2 separate regions of the Homo sapiens genome follow, and region 1 is linked to region 2. Evidence: read pairs that join two places in POLR2A ChIA-PET (ENCODE). Cell type or tissue: B cell. All regions are shown on one strand. Each heading gives the region's core, and the rest is flanking DNA. Links, peaks and the distances in the headings are about the cores only.

Region 1 (8,080 bases), core at 3,413-5,912, 180 kb before region 2:
AAAAATAAATAAATAAAAATAAGTGAATAAACAAGTAAATGTAAGTAAGCATTTCTCTGAGTTTTGAGTCATCCTAGCAAATTAATGAACCTCCCTGCTAAAAAGAGGTCGTGGAAACCCTGGTTTGTAGCTGTTGGGTCAGAAGAATGGGTGGCGCAGATTTTAGAATGGCATCTGAAGTGGGTGCAGTCTTATTGGACCCAGCCCCCAACTTGTGAGATCTGTCACTATCTCCAGGTAGATGGTGTCAGAATAGAATTATAAGATACCCAATTGGTGTCCACTGGATAATTGCCTTGTGGTTAGCAGAGGCCAACCCCATATGTCTGATCACAAAAGTGTTCTGTGTTTGAGTGTGTGAGTAGAGGGAGAGAAAACCTGCTTTTTTCCCTCAGAGAAGGCTAGAAGAAATGGCGACCTGTGTTATGTATTTACCAAATATTTATTCAAACTGTTGCCTGTAGAACTTGAGAGATATAAAATGTCATCTAATGAACTTTTGGATTTAGGCAAAGAAATTTCCAGGCAAAATGTTGGATATGTGAGTTAATTGCTTTTAGTTGCATACAAGATACTGCAGGAAAGAGGTGGGCTCAGGAAAGAATGGGCAAGTTTTGTTTTTTTTGAGACAGGGTCTTGCCCTGTCACCCAGGCTGGAGTGCACTGGTGCAATATCGATCTCGCTCACTGCAACCTCTGCCTCCCAGGCTCAAGTGATTCTTGTGCCTCAGCCTCCCTAGTAGCCGGGACTACAGGGATGCACCACCACACCCGGCTAATTTTTGTATTTTTAGTAGAGACAGGGTTTTGCCATGTTGCCCAGGCTGGTCTTGAACTCTTGGCCTCAAGCAATCCACCCTCCTCGCCCTCCCAAGGTACTAGGATTATAGGTGTGAGCCACTGGGCACGGCCCAGGCAAGCTTTTAAGTAGAATTTAGAAGATAAAGAACTTTGAGCTTCTGGGTTGAAAAATAAAACTGTTTTTCATCTATGAGTGTAGATGAGACAGTAGATCTCCAGCCAGCAGTTGACATACTCTGGGAGCAAAGATGAAATTCAGGGACTGCCATGTAAGATATGGCTTCTGGCTTAAGATCAAATGATGGGTGTGGCTGTAACATACTTCTTTATTATTATTATTACTGTTATTATTACAGCCCAGTGTAGACCAAAATACTTTTCAAATCCCTTGAAAGGAATAAGGTAATGTACAAGAGGGTTTCTGGGTAGCTTAAAGGGTGTGGACCCATAACAGCTTGCTGTACCCCAAATAAGATTTAGAGAAAGAGGTATTTCTCTAAAATAATTTGGGTGTTGCTTTTGACATGCGAGTGAACTCAAATCAAATACAAAGAAAACTCACAAAGCCTTGAGAAAACTGTATTGACAAAGTCAGCCTACATTAGAAGAGACTGAGATTGTTTGGACTCCCAATTTTGAATGCCATGAAGCTGGCCGAGAAAGTTACTCAGCAGACCAAAATGGTTTATTCTCTAAAGTTCTCTTCAGAAGGGGCTGAGGAGGATGGAAAATGAAGACTCTCCCAAAGGGTGGAACCAAGAGCTGTGGAGGACAAGGACACCAGAGCCACTCCCAGTGAACAGAACCACAGCCTAATCAAGGAACAGACTCTATCACAAAGTAAGGAAGAATGGCAACATTTGCCCAGTGGGATTTCATTTCATAATTGCTGTGGAACTGTGACAGCTATGGGTCTCCAATAATTCTCTCTCAAACGGAAGTTAATGTGGTAATTCTGCCTCTATTCCACCATTGTACATTGGGTGTGTGTGTGTAATGCAGGGATCTATGCTGATGGTGGATGGACTTACCCTTTTTTTGTTCATTGGTCTCCAGATCAAGAGGAGCTGGATCAAGCCTCAGGTAGAACATGAGGTGCTGGACTTTAAGAATGATGACAGGATGGGTAAGACTTTTGAAGGTCCCGTGATTGGGATTGAATGTATTGATATTTTTGTATGTGTGAGAGACATGAATAATTATGGCCTAGAGATAGGTTGTGGTTGAAGGACTTATTGGCCATCCCTGAAACCTTTGCAATGCTTCTTCATGGGTGAAATATATGTCCTACCTCTTGACTCTAGGCTTGCCCATATGACTTTTTTGGCCAGTAGCATGTGGGTGAGAATGATAGTGTGCCAGTTCTAATCATAGGACTTAAAAGCCTCACGACTGTCACTTCTCATCCTCTTCTGTCTCTGCTGGCAGCATGAGAAGTAGATACCTTGGCTTGCTTACTGGTCCCAGGAGGTTGGTAGATTCATAGAGCAGAGGTATTCCAGTTGACACATAAACTGGCAGGTGAGAAGTAGAGCACCCTATCTGAACTTAACTTAGATTAGCCAAACCCAAGTCATCTTGTAGAAATGTAAGCAATAGATATGCTTGCTTTTTAAAGCCACTGAGTTTTTGAATGGTTTACTAAGCAACAATAGCTAATTGATATAGATGAGTAGGATTTAGAAAAGAAAAAACAAAACAGTTTCTTTTTTATTTTATCTGGAAATATTCAGAAACGAAAAGACTTAAATTTTCCAGACCTCAGTTTTATCAACCACAATATGGACTTAATAATCTCTATCTCAGCCTGGGCAACATAGTGAGACCCTGTTTCCACAAAAAAATAAAAAATTAGCTAGGTGCGGTGGCATGCGCTTCCCACCCCAACTACTCAGGAGGCTGAGGTGGGAGGATTGCTTGAGCCCAGGAAGTTGAGGCTGCAATGAACCATGATTGTACCACAGCACTCAAGCCTGGGCAAGAACGAGACTCTGTCTCAAAGAAAAAAATAAAATAAAATAAAATAAATAAACTGTCTCACAGGGTTGTCATGAGAACTCTAAAAGAGTGAATAGAAACATTCTATAACTTAAACACACATGCACACACAAATTCATTTTAAAAAGTCCTCAGGTTTAACTCTCTTTGTACAGATGAAGAAACAGAGACACCATGAAGATAAGACTGATATGGTTTGGATCTGTGTCCCCACTCAAATCTCATCTTTAATTTTAATCCCCATGTGTTGAAGAAGGGACGTGACGGGAGGTGATTGGATCATGGGGGCAGTTTCCACCATGCTGTTCTCGTGATAGTGAATGAGTTCTTACGAGATCTGATGGTTTAAAAGTGTGACACTTTCCCTCTCACCCCTCCCTCTCTCTCTCCTGCTGCCTTGTGAAGAAGGTGCTTGCTTTTCCTTCACCTTTTGCCACAACTGTAAGTTTCCCGAGGCCTCACAGCCATGCAGAACTGTGAGTCAATTAAATCTCTTTTATTTATAAATTACCCAGTCTCAAATAGTTCTTTATAGCAATGTGAAAATGGTCTAATAAAATGACTTTTTAAAAATACAACCAGCGAGACCACGGCTGAATTTCTCTCTTCCTGAAACTTAGTGTTGTACCCTTTCTTTAAACAAAACTGTTCAAAGAGTATCAGCAATACCAGAAATAAATGAAAAAAGCATACAACTCCTCTAGAGCTGCAGCCATAAAAGACCGGTTTTTATACTTTCCTATTAAATATTTCCAGATCTGACTACTGCATTAATGATGGTTTTGACCAACATTGATAAGTTTATTTTTTTAAAACATTTTTTTTCCAGGTCATTATTACAAAAATGCATTATTGAATTGGTTTGAATCCAAAACACTACCCTTGAAGCCATCACTTTAGATGCCCGGCTCACTTTTAGTCCCCTCCAGCTACTGAGGATGAACCTAATGATAGCCCGGGTTCACTACTTACTTGCTTGCCAGTAAGCTCAAACTCAGGTCATGGGTAACCATGCCTACAGCCTTAGTTATTCTAGGATCACCTGAACCAAGTCAGCTTATCATGAGTTTGTTCTCCTGGAAACTTAGAGTACAATATTCCTTCATCCCAGTTCTAGGCCTGGAGATTTCCAGCGTGGACTGGAAATCTTTGAGGTTGGGTGGAAATGGGCTGTCAACTCCTGGGCCTCATAGCTGTCATGGTGGGATTTAATCAGGCTCACAGCTGTTTCCCTCTCCCAGCTTTCTATCCACTTCTGTCTCTGACCTTCATTTGTGGTTTCCTCTTCTCCTTAGGAGGCCCCGTAGTTCTCTCTCTGTCTCTCTCTCTCTCCCCCCACCCCCCCCCCATATATATAGAGAGAGGACTGTAAGTCCAAGCGTACAGTGTCAATCAAGCATTAGGTTGAATGTGCCACCCTGATGTTAAAGCAAGTGGTTTACAACATGTCATTTTCTCACACTTTTCTCCTTGGTTGACAACCCTGTGGCAGCAATAGTTTCCCTGAGACGGGACTTCGCCCTATGGTTATAAGCTAATGAGCTACTAAGGCAACAGTTTAATCGGGAAGAGAGGTGGGTTTGGGGCCTAAAATGGGTGTCAATGGGGCAACTGGAAGAGGTCCTTTTATGTGACCAGAGGGAAGAGCTCATTTACCACCAGGCATGGGGTAGAGTGTGCTGTGCTGTGGTAGTCAAGATGGCCAGGCCCTCTCTACATGACTCTGAGACCAGGAATTTGGTGGTGGTGGCAGTGGGTCCCCATCCTGTGAAGGATGAGGCCACACAGAGCCTCAAGATCAGCTAGAGTGAGAACTTAGGGCCTTCTCAGGTCTTTCCAGAGCACACACACAGCCCTGGGCATGTGCACAACCCTATGTATATGTGTGGACTTCTAGAATCCAAGAAATACGTCAGAGATTTTCAAAGCCCTCTGTATATATTTCACTCCTCAGCCTTTCCTATTAAGCTTTTTAGTTATTGTTTGCTCCAATGATTACCCACCATCTCAGACAGCTGTGATGTTAAACAATTGTCACTGGTTATTGTCAACAAATGCTCCCAGAGAAAACCCTGTTCACACTTGGTGAGCTTTGCGTCAGATCAAATAAGGACAAAGCTTGCAAGTGACGTCTTCTGGGTGCTGAGTTTCAGGACACACCATCCAAAAATATGAGTGCAGGAGACCAGAATATGCCATCTCAAAATATGCCACCCTGGCATACTGATCTTTTTGAGCTAAAAGAAATTAAAGACCAGCCAACATAGAAAAATCTCCTTGCCTTCCCCTCAACTGTCTGAAATGAATTATAAAACACCCCTTTTGTAAAGAAAAATTTACATCTATAAAAGAAATTTTTACTAGTAGAGGTATTTATACCAGGAAGAGAACTGCTTTGAGACAAGTTTTACCACTTGGGGAACTTTTATCTGTAACAAGGTAACCTTTACTCACCATACATTTTCTTCTCTCACCATCCCATAATTTGTCTCCATCGTTTCCCAGAAGCCCTGACTTCCTCCTTTCTGTAGCTCAGGATGCTATATTAACTTCAATCATCCGGCCCTTCTTTGAGTCTCATATTTTGAGATTTGAGGGACTCCTGTACATATGCATGTAATTAAAATGGTTTTTCTCCTATTAATCTGTTTTAGATAAATTTAATTAATAGCCTAGCCAAATAACCTAGAGGGGTAAAGAGAAGCAGATTTTTCCCTCCCCTACACAAGGAACAACCAGGCATGTCTAGTAATGACAATTCTCTAGGAATGGGGTTTTGAAGGAGCCCCAACCCCTTTCTATTCCCTCCAGTGACTGTCAGGCGCTGTTTTTCACTGTGATTGTGGGGTGGTTTCTAGGCTACTGCAGAGCTGTGGTGGGGTGGTGGTAGTGTAATAGGACATGTTAAAATGCCTATAAAACGTACTGTTCTTACTGAGGTTCAGCCATTTTTCTTGAATAAAATTCACTCTGATTGCTGCAAGCCTTAGGTTAATTTACAGAGTTCTGAGAAAGTTGATTCTGGCAATTTTTTTTTTTTTTGAGATGGAGTTTCACTCTTGTTGCCCAGGCTAGAGTGCAAGGGCACGATCTTGGCTCACTGCAACTTCTGCCTCCTGGGTTCAAGAGATTCTCCTGCCTCAGCCTCCTGAGTGGCTGGGATTACAGGCATGCACCACAATGCCTGGCTAATTTTGTATTTTTAGTAGAGATGGGGTTTCTCCATGTTGGTCAGGCTGGTCTCGAAATCCCAACCTCAGTTGATTCGCCCGCCTTGGCCTCCCAGAGTGCAGGGGATTACAGGCGTGACCCACTGCACCTGGCCTTTTCTGCCAATCTTTGCCAGTGTTTACTGCTTTTATGGAGGGAGGGATTTTCAGAAGTCCTCACTTAACCATTCTCACTGACTTCTCTACGTGTGTGTGTGCGTGCATGCACACGTGTTTAATGTCTAAAAATATAATTTGAAAATAACTTGTGCTTTAAAACCTCAGCCTTTTCCTCCCAGGGTAGATTTGGTTATCTTAGAGCAGCAATTCTCAGATGTTTTGGTCTCATGACCTTCTTATACTCTTGAAAATAATTGAGAATCCCAGAGAGTTTTTATTTATGTGAGTTATATCTATCAACACTTAGCATTTAAAAATTAAAACTGGGCTGGGTGTGGTGGTGCACATCTGTAACTCCAGCACGTTGGGAGGCCAAGGTGGGTGGATCGCTTGAGCTCAGGAGTTCGAGACAAGCCTGGGCAACATAGTGAGACCTTGTCTCTACAAAAAAATACAAAAATTAGCTATGTGTGGTGGCATGCACCTGTAATTTCAGCTACGTGGGAGGCTGAGGCAGGAACATCACTTGAGCCTGGGAGGTGAAGGTTGCAGTGAGTCTAGATGGCACCACTACTCTCCAGCCTAGGCGAATGATTGAGACCCTGTCTCAAATAAATAAATAAAACAGGTTTTTTTTTTTTTTTTAAATGAGAGTCTCGCTCTGTTGCCCTGGCTGGAGTGTAGTGGTACAATCTCGGCTCACTGCAACCTCCGCCTCCCAAATTCAAGTGATTCTCCTGCCTCAGTTTCCTAGTAGCTGGGATTACAGGCATGCACCACCATGTCTGGCTAATTTTTTTATTTTTCATAGAGACAAGGTTTCACCATGTTGGCCAGGTCTGACTCCTGGGCTCAAGTGATCGGCTTGCCTCGGCCTCCCTGAGTGCTGGGATTACAGGTGTGAGCCACCATGCCCGGCCCTTAAAACACAGCATTTTAAACACAATAATACACATTGTGACATACATTCCAATAGGTGTCAGAGGGATGATGTCATCATGTCTTCAACATCTGGAAAACTCCAATGCACACATGTGAGAGTATGTGAGTAAAAGAGGCAAATAACTTAAAAAAAATTTATTTATTTATTTTTAAAAATAGAGATGGGGGTCTCACTATGTTGTCCAGGCTGGTCTTGAATTCCTGGGCTCAAGTGATCCTCTCGCTTCTTTTTTTTTTGAAACAGAGTTCTCACTCTGTCACCCAAGCTGGAGTGTAGAGGCGTGATCATGGCTCACTGCATCCTCGACTTCCGAGGCTCAGGTGATCCTCCCACATCAGCCTCCTGAGTAGCTGGGACTACAGGAACTCACCACCATGCCCAGATAATTTTATGTATTTTTTGTAGAGATCAGGGTTTCACCATGTTGCCCAGGCAGGTCTCAAACTTCTGGCATCAAGTGATCTGCCTGCCTTGGTCTCCCAAAGCGTTGGGATTACAGGCATGAGCCACCATGCCCAGCCACAAATAACATTTTAGTATCATTATAAACATTGTCTTGGCCAGGTGCGGTGGCTCACACCTGTAATCTCAGCACTTTGGGAGGCAGAGATGGGTGGATCACCTGAGGTCAGGAGTTTGAGACCAGCTTGACCAATATGGTGAAACTCCATCTCTACTAAAAATATAAAAATTAGGCAGGAGTGGTGGCTACTCGGGAAGCTGAGACAGGAGAATAGCTTGAACCCAGGAGGCAGAGGTTGCAGTGAGCTGAGATCGTACCACTGCACTCCAGCCTGGGTGACAGAGTGAGACTCCATCTCAAAAAAAAAAAAAAAAAAAAGTCTTCACCTCATGGATCCCCTGAAAGAATCTTAGGGTCAGACCACACTTTTAAGAATCCCTGTCTTTGGTGGTTCCAGAGAAATAGACTATAGGACATCCACTGGAGAGCCCCGCAGCATCAATACCTTGAGGAAGTTAAGGAAAGAGGATAGACAGAAGGAAAAGT
Region 2 (8,080 bases), core at 2,189-4,688:
CAATAGGAGAATCTTATGGAAAGGGTCTATGATGTAATGATTAGCATCTGAACTCAGACTTGGCAAATTTATGGCAATGATGTCTTGTATTTTTACATTCTCAACTATACTCCCTTTCAGCCATAGGATCCACTGCTCTCTGGCTGATCAGGCCTTCCTGCATGTATTAGTTATCTGTTGTATAACAAATTGCACCCAAATTGGCAGCTTAAAACAACAGACACATATCTCACATGAGATATCATGAAAGTAATATCCTATCACATTTTTTATATTCTGTAGGTTAGGAGCAGGTCACTAGATCCAGCCAACATTCAAAGGGAGGAGTTTACACAGGAAGTGTGGCCACCACACTGTTAAACACTGTAAAGACCTCAGGGCAGAATAAGCCCTAATTGGAGCTGGTCTAATGCTATGACTGATATTTTGCAGACACCTTCTTTTGCTTGGTCAGGAAGTGCTGTATTGGGAGCAATTCCTGGTACCTTTTGGATTGGGAAAATTATCTCTTGCCTCACCTTTTTAAAACTAGTTTTCCATTGTGTATCTTCCTTTATGATCAAGCCAGTATTGAAGAGCTTGACTGCTACTCTCTTTTAATATCATGACTGAACAAGTGAATTAGAATCTATAGGGATAATGCCCTGACATGAATCCTTCTCAAAAGTTCCCTATGGATTCAAATGTGCAGCATGGAAAACCACTGAGCTAATTTTCCCCTGACCACCCTATTTAACTTGCCACCACTCCTATGCATATACCATCCTCTGACATACTGTGTATTTTGCTTTTTTTTTTTTGGTGAGACAAGGTCTCACTTTGCCATCCAGGCTGGAGTGCAGTGGTGCAATCTTGGCTCACTGAACTTCGACCTCCTGGGTTCAAGCGATCCTCCCTCCTCAGCCTCCTGAGTAGCTGGGACTACAGATGTGCACCGCCACGCCCAGCTAATTTTGGTATTTTTTGTAGAGATGAGGTTTCACCATGTTGCCTAGGCTGGTCTCAAACTCCTGAGTTCAAGGAATCTGCCTGCCTTGGCTTTCCAAAGTGCTATGATTATAGGTGTGAGCCACTGTGCTTGGCCTATATTTTGCTTTATAAGTTGTTTATTGCTTATTTCTACATAATTAGGTTTCACCAGGGCAGGGAATTTTGTGTGTGGCATATACATTTGTTCTTAGAACAATGCCTGGAACATACGCAATGCTCAATAAATATTCATCAAAACATTGAATGAATCAAAGAACTAATGAACCCTTCAGGTCCAGGTTTGTTTATCATGCTTTATAATTTCTAATCCAAACACAATCAAGACCAAGCAATAGTTTTTCTTTTCAGAACACTTTAGAATTTGTTGCTAACTGAAGCTTTAAAAAAATGAAAATTCGTACATTTCCTGGCCTGCTATGTTTTGATGGTGATTTGATACCTAATATGTCTGATATTTGTTAGGTAATTCCTTGGTAACTCCCTAGGGGATACAGTTTGAATCTTGATCATATTCTTAATTGCTTTGCTTTGCTTTGCTTTGCTTTTGAGACAGGGTCTTACTCTGTCACTCTGTTACCCAGGCTGGAGTGCAGTAGTGTGATTATGGCTTGATGCAGCCTCGCCCTCCCAGGCTCAGCTGATCCTCTCAACACAGCCTTCCAAGTAGCTGGGACTACAGGCACCAGCCACCACACTCGGTTAATTTTTTGTATATTTTGTGGAGTCGGGGTTTCGTCATGTTGCCTAAGCGATCCTCCAGCCTTGGCCTCCCAAAGTGCTGGGATTACAGGTGTGAGCCACTGTGCCCGGCCTTATTTTTTTAATGCTACATCATGTCAAAACACACACATACACAATATTATTGTTTTTGTAATTTTATTGGGTATAGGTGAGAAAACAGCCCCTGGTATCCAGGAACTGGTCTGACCGTATTCACTAGGCCTGCATATTGTCAGGAATCGGCCAGGCAGTCACTGCTAAGTCATGGGGTTCTTCTGTTTTGCCTAATTTCACAGAACATTAGCATCAGACTGACTTCTCTGATTGTGATGAAATGAGTCAGAAACAACCAAAGAAAGGTTGGACATGGTGGCTCATGCCTGTAATCCCAGTACTTTGGGTAAACCAAGGTGGGTGGATTGCTTGAGCCTAGGAGTTTGAGGCTAGCCTGTGCAACAGAGTGACATAGTGAGACCCTGTCTCTATAAAAATAAATTTATTTTTTTAATTTAGAATTTAAATGAAATACAAACAGATAATAAAAATGACAACACTAAGTATCATTTTCATCACATTTCTTTGTGCAAAATAAGCAAAAACAAAACAAAAATCCCTCAGATGGCCCCACGATTCTTTAAGATACAGTCCAAACTCTAGGGTCTGACACTCAGAACCAATCACAATTTGACTGTAACCCATCACTTCAACACTTTACCAGTCACCCACTTGGGCTTCTAGGAGAGACAATGGTTATTTCTCAGATGCGTTAGTGCCATCATATGGCAGGCATCCCTCTGGGAATCCTACCAGGGAGTGTCCAGGAATGCAACAACAGACATACCTGGTTTAATGATGGTGTTCATATACATGACCTAAGAAAAAAGACAAAATCCAATTTGATTTAAAAAACAGGAGCAGTCACTAATTCGTTTTTCCTTTTTAATTTCTCTTATTTTTCCCTTAGAAAGTGTACTTTGTCATCTTTATTAGGGTCTATTCCTCCCTCCCAGTCTCCTCTTTAGTTTTTCTTCCTTTATGAGAGTAAGAGGGCCATTTATCCATTATTTCCGTCACTGAAAACATTTAACAAAAGAATAGGAATTGCCAAATGAAACTGTTGAGAAGAGAAACATTACACATATCAGGAGAGGCCTGGCCGAGTGGTTAAGGCGATGGACTGCTAATCCATTGTGCTCTGCACGCGTGGGTTCGAATCCCATCCTCGTCGCTCGGCTTTCCCTGCTAACTGGGCTTTTTTAAAGGTTTCCCCTCAGTAAGGTATCGTCTGCTATACCTCCCCGTTTGCTCACTGAGAATTAGGTGTTTTTAGCTCCCTTTAAGAGAGGTATTCTTCAGTATGTATTAGCACACTAACGTGTGCTGGCACTAACAACCTTCTGTTGGTAACATGATTACTGATTCTATTTTATAAAGGTCCGAAAAATTACAGTATTTTAGCTCCGCTCCCTCCGCGCAGGCAGAGGTGTATCCACCGCTGCTCCAGATCCGCAAGACTCTTGTAGTTGAAAACTGATTTCCGACCCTCTGATTTTTTGCTTAACCCCCTGAGTAGCGCCTAGCATTTCTCCTTATCTAGCTGTGATCCGGTGGTTGTTAATTATACATAACTGGGGAGATTTCTCAAAATGCTCGTGTCTCCTCCTCTCCCCTAGAACCAGTTAAATCGAAATCTTTAGAGGGGTGGAGTCTAGTGGTCGTTTTGCAAGTGCCTTGGGTCTCCCGGGTTAAGAACCATCACTGTCCTCACTTCCTTCTTAGTTTTGGTTTCGCTGTTTCGGCAGTTTTCATCATGAATGTGTAATCATAAGGAATTGGGCCTGGCGCAGTGGCACACGCCTGCAATCCTTGCACTTTGGAAGGTTGAGACTGGAGGATCACTTGAGTCCAGGAGTTCGAGACCAACCTGAGCAATATATCAAGACCGCCACCCCCCCACAACCCCAACCTCCCCGCATTAAAACAAAAACAAAAACAAAAACAAAAACAAAAGAGAGAGAGAGAAAGAAAGAAAAAAGGAATTGGTTACATATGCTATGTCATTCCTAAATAATGAAGCCCACAGGACCATTAAAATTTATGTTATATAAAAATCACACACAAAAAAGACTGCTAAACTTGCTAAATAAATATTTGAAACTGCCATTTGGCCCATATCTAAACATCCCATATCTAAACAAAAAACATGAAAAATTGGTTATGCTTATGCCATGCAAAACTTTTCAACTTAAAAAAAAATCTTTCTTTTTTTTTTTTTATTCATGTGGTTTATCAGAGGCTCTGTTGTCTTCCACGTTTAACACATCTCCCCTTAATCTGGTTTAGTGGTGGACAAAGGGGAGGTGTTACATAAAAGTTAGCTGCCTCTATGTCTGTGATGTTTAATGTTTCAGAATTCAAGACTGTTGGTAAATTCCTGACAAAGACCACCAGAGACACACCTGTAGACAAGCAAAATTGGATTTGTTGGTTTGTTGCAAAGAGGGAGACAAAATGCCATGGTGAACCATTAGCTGACCGTAATTTTGTGATTGTATATCCTAATAATTTTTATCTAGAAAGTGAGAGAATAGGCTGGGTGTGGTGGCTCATGCCTGTAATCCCAGCACTTTGGGAGGCAGAGGCGGGCAGACACATGAGGTCAGGGTTTGAGCCTGCATGGTGAAACTCCGTCTCTACTAAAAATACAAAAATTAGCTGGGTTTTGGTGGCACATGCCTGTAATTCCAGCTACTCAGGAGGCTGAGGCACAAGAATTGCTTGAACCTAGGAGGTGGGTGAGCCTAGATCGCTTGAATCAAGGAAGTTGCAGTGACTCTCGATTGTGTCACTGCACTCTGGCCTGGGTGACAGAGTGAGATTCTGTCTCAAAAACAAACAAACAAACAAACCAAGAGGATAAAGCAGGATTCTCACTATAACTGGTAAAGAAGCAGTAGACATATTAGCCAGAAAGGAGGAGATGTTTGGTTACTTTTGTTATTTGACGATGTCCTTGTTTTTTATTTTTACTCACCATGATTATGAATTGTGTTGTTTTATCTCAAGTCATAATGGCCACAAAGTGTCCTTGCCTGTTGGTGTTTTTTGAGATTGGTTATATCCAATAGGAGTTGACCAGAGCTTTGCTGTGAGAGCCAGGCCAGCTCCCAGCAACTCCAAGTCCTAGCTGTTAATGTTCTGGCTACTGGGGCTGTTTTTCTCTTCCTCAAGATATAGGTTAATTTGTAAGTTTTGGTAAATTCTTCATTTCTTTCCATATCTAAGCCCTTTGCCTAACAACTCTGCAATTCCTCCCAAAGACATGTGGTATATTTCCATATCACTTTGACTTTGGCCTTGGGCATGACAATGACTTTGGTCAATGTGTAGTTAGCAGGCATGAGTCAATTAGGGCCTTTGAATATGCCTGCATAGTTGGGTGTCCATATGCACCTCTGCCATCTTCATGAGAAAAATTTTCCCTTGGGTAGCTGCTGTCTTTTCACCCTTGGCCCCAGAAAGAACATGCTTTGAACTAACTAGAGTTCCTACTGTGAAGCGCAAAGCAGGTAAGCTGAAGTGTACTTACATCTTAAGGTACAGCCATTCATATAATTTGGCCTAGAACTATTGACCTTCAACTGACACACACAGATGCTTATTGTATGTTTTTAAGCATTTGTGTGTGTGTGTGTGTGTGTGTGTGTGTTTTAATGGAGCAATAGCTGACTGAAACACATAGTCTTTGCTCCTTGCAAGTCATAATAAAAATCTTTATGGTTTTGGCTGGGCATGGTGGCTCACATCTGTAACCCAGTACTTTGGGAATTGAGGCAGGAGGATTGCTTGAGGCCAAGAGTTCAAGATAAGCCTGAGCAACATAGCGAGACCCTGTCTCTACAAAAAATAAATCAGCTAGATGTGGTGGCACACACCTGTAGTTCTAGTTACTTGGGAGGCTGAGGCAGGAGGATTGGTGGTTGAGGCTGCAGTGAGCCATGATTACACCACTGCATTCCAGCCTGGGTGACAAAGTGAGACCCTATGTCTTAAAAATATATAATATAATCTTTATGTTTTTGAACTGTAGTGGAGGCAAAATTTTACCTCTATTCTTACTACAATTTCTCCAGCTGAACCTGAGAATTAAATTGATGTAAGGCAGATTAATACAAAAAGACCATACAAATTCATTTAATAGTTTTCTGTGGCACAAGAGGCTTCATTGGAAAATGAAGATACTACAGTGCAGTGAGAGTGGAACACTTACATGCTGAATTAGACAGAAAGTGGTAAACTATGTAAATGTAACAAGGCAAAGGGGCTTGGGCTTGGGTAGTTACTTGGGTAGAGAAGTGGCTGAGAGGATAAATTCTCATTTAACAAGATTTGTTTACACAGATTTCCCTCAGCCTCAGTTACCTTAGAAACTAGAATGAATGATACTGTCATTCTAGTTTAGGGAGGACTTATTTCACAGAGGAATTTAATATTCTGCTTTTAAGAAACAGAATGAGAGTCAGAGTGATATTCTTGCATCTGCTATTTTTCAAGTGCCTTTAACTCAAAATAGTCACTATGCCAGAGGGGCATAGTTTTTAACTCCTTCAGAATATATCTCTTCTAATATAAAGTATAATTTACTTATATAATCTACTTATTCATTTTGTGTTTTCTGTGTTGTCTCCTCCTCTCTTCCTTCAACTCCAAACCTCTTGAGGACATGGGTTTTTGTGTACTTTTGTTACTGTGTTCCTAGATTGCTAGATCCTATATTCTAGAATCCCAGTACCTAGCACAGTGGCTGGGGAGAGAAGCAGGCACAGGGTAGGTGCTCCATAAACATTTACAGTAGTCCCCTTTCTATCTGAGGTTTCACTTTGTGTGGTTTCAGTTACCCATAGTCAACTGAGGTCTGAAAATAGGTGAGTAATGTACAATAAAGTATTTTGAGAGACAGAGAGATCACATTCATATAACTTTTATTACTGTATGTAGATTGTTATAATTGTTTTATTAGTTATTGTTGTTAATCTCTTAAAATGCCTAATTTATAAATTAAACTTTATCATATGTGTGTATGTATAGGAAAAAACATGGTGTATATAGAGTTCAGCACTATCCAAGGTTTCAGGCATCCACTGGGGTCTTGGAACATAACTCCTGTAAATAAGGGGGGCTACTCTATTAAATTCATGAATCTCTTAATCCCCTGTGCAACTGGACCCAACTCCCAGTGTTTGTGATACACATCTAGAAATCTTTCTTCTTGATTTATTTTCTTCCAGTTGCTTTTTTTTAATCCAGCTCCAAAAGATGTTTTTCATGTTATTTATTTATTTATTTTCTGAATCCCACTCTCAAAGCAGAAAGGCTTACACATTCATCAAAGGGTGCATATATTTTTATTTGGTGGATTTGGGACAAGTTCCTAAATCACGGTGACCATTTAAGACTCAGGATGTCCACAGATTTCCCTATCTTTTTCAGTTTTCTCCCTTTTGGCACTTCCCAGTCTGGAAAGTCTCTCTCCTCCTTTTGGCATTCTTTGCTATCAGTGCAGTAGAGAAAGAAAGAAAAAGAAGAGAGAAAGGGTTATGACAGGCAAATTTTTATATTCTTGCATCAGAATTTCCACTTTCATTAAATGCTTGAGGGAGGCTGTGGGGCCCCTGGAAAAAGTCTTGTTCATCCTCTGGTACACAGGGTTACATACTGATCAGAGAGAGAGGAGGAAGCTTTTTCCTGTTCTTAGAATCAAGAAAAAAGGTGGGCTATGTAATTCTCAAGTATCACTGTATTCATTTTAAAAGGTTACTCTTCTTTTGAGGTTATATCCTTTTTCTAGTTTATAAAAGGATGCTCAGTGCAAATGGTGGGTTTTGCCATTAACAAGGCAGAACATGGTTTTGCATGACATTAGGACATTGACACTTTCTAATCCAATAAATTTCAAAGTCTGGAAACCAATGCTCAATCCCCACATTTTTTATACAACTTGGAATCTACAGATGACTAGAGGAAACCAGAATCAAACAGAGCTATGGAAGAAGCTGGGGACAGGGAGAGGTAATTATTACTAATTTTAATATTCTTTGCTTTGATCTAGAAACACACTTATGGACTCCATGTGATTTGAATCAATGATCTCATCTGGATGGAGTCAAATGTCTTATGTTTCATCATGATGTCAGCAATTGGAAATTACTTTTCCTTAATCCTAAATTATTATTAAATTCAGGCACACAAAATGTTATTTAGGAATACAAAATGTTTTTTATATATTTTGCACAGCTGTGTTCCCTGTCTTTTCCTGTTTGCACACACACACTGTAACCAGTTGGACTATTTTAATTACCTTTATATTTTT

What was found. Peaks named below come from ENCODE experiments on the same cell type or tissue, not always from the same donor. Only the 100,000 strongest peaks of a DNase experiment are listed, where the experiment ranks them.
Region 1: POLR2A ChIA-PET joins it to region 2 with 8 read pairs; 4 of 35 experiments call an interaction of 5 or more read pairs at or near these places.

The regions. Positions count from the first base shown.
Region 1 is chr6:26,481,564-26,489,643 of GRCh38, reverse strand. LOC285819 (a long non-coding RNA gene) reads left to right here and starts at 7,135. Exons shown (of 4, transcript NR_038992.1): 1 at 7,135-7,172. LOC107986583 (a long non-coding RNA gene) reads left to right here. Exons shown (of 4, transcript XR_001744057.3): 2 at 1,500-1,641; 3 at 1,858-1,927; 4 at 2,955-2,995. In B cell, for the core only: no CTCF peak of the experiment used is centred there; no DNase peak of the experiment used is centred there.
Region 2 is chr6:26,300,348-26,308,427 of GRCh38, reverse strand. It overlaps TRS-GCT6-1 (tRNA-Ser (anticodon GCT) 6-1), which reads left to right and starts at 2,855; the gene lies at 2,855-2,938. RefSeq lists a silencer at 2,843-3,032 and an enhancer at 3,113-3,432. In B cell, for the core only: no CTCF peak of the experiment used is centred there; DNase peaks (open chromatin) are centred at 2,957 and 3,187; H3K4me3 peaks cover 1,552 bases; H3K27ac peaks cover 1,514 bases.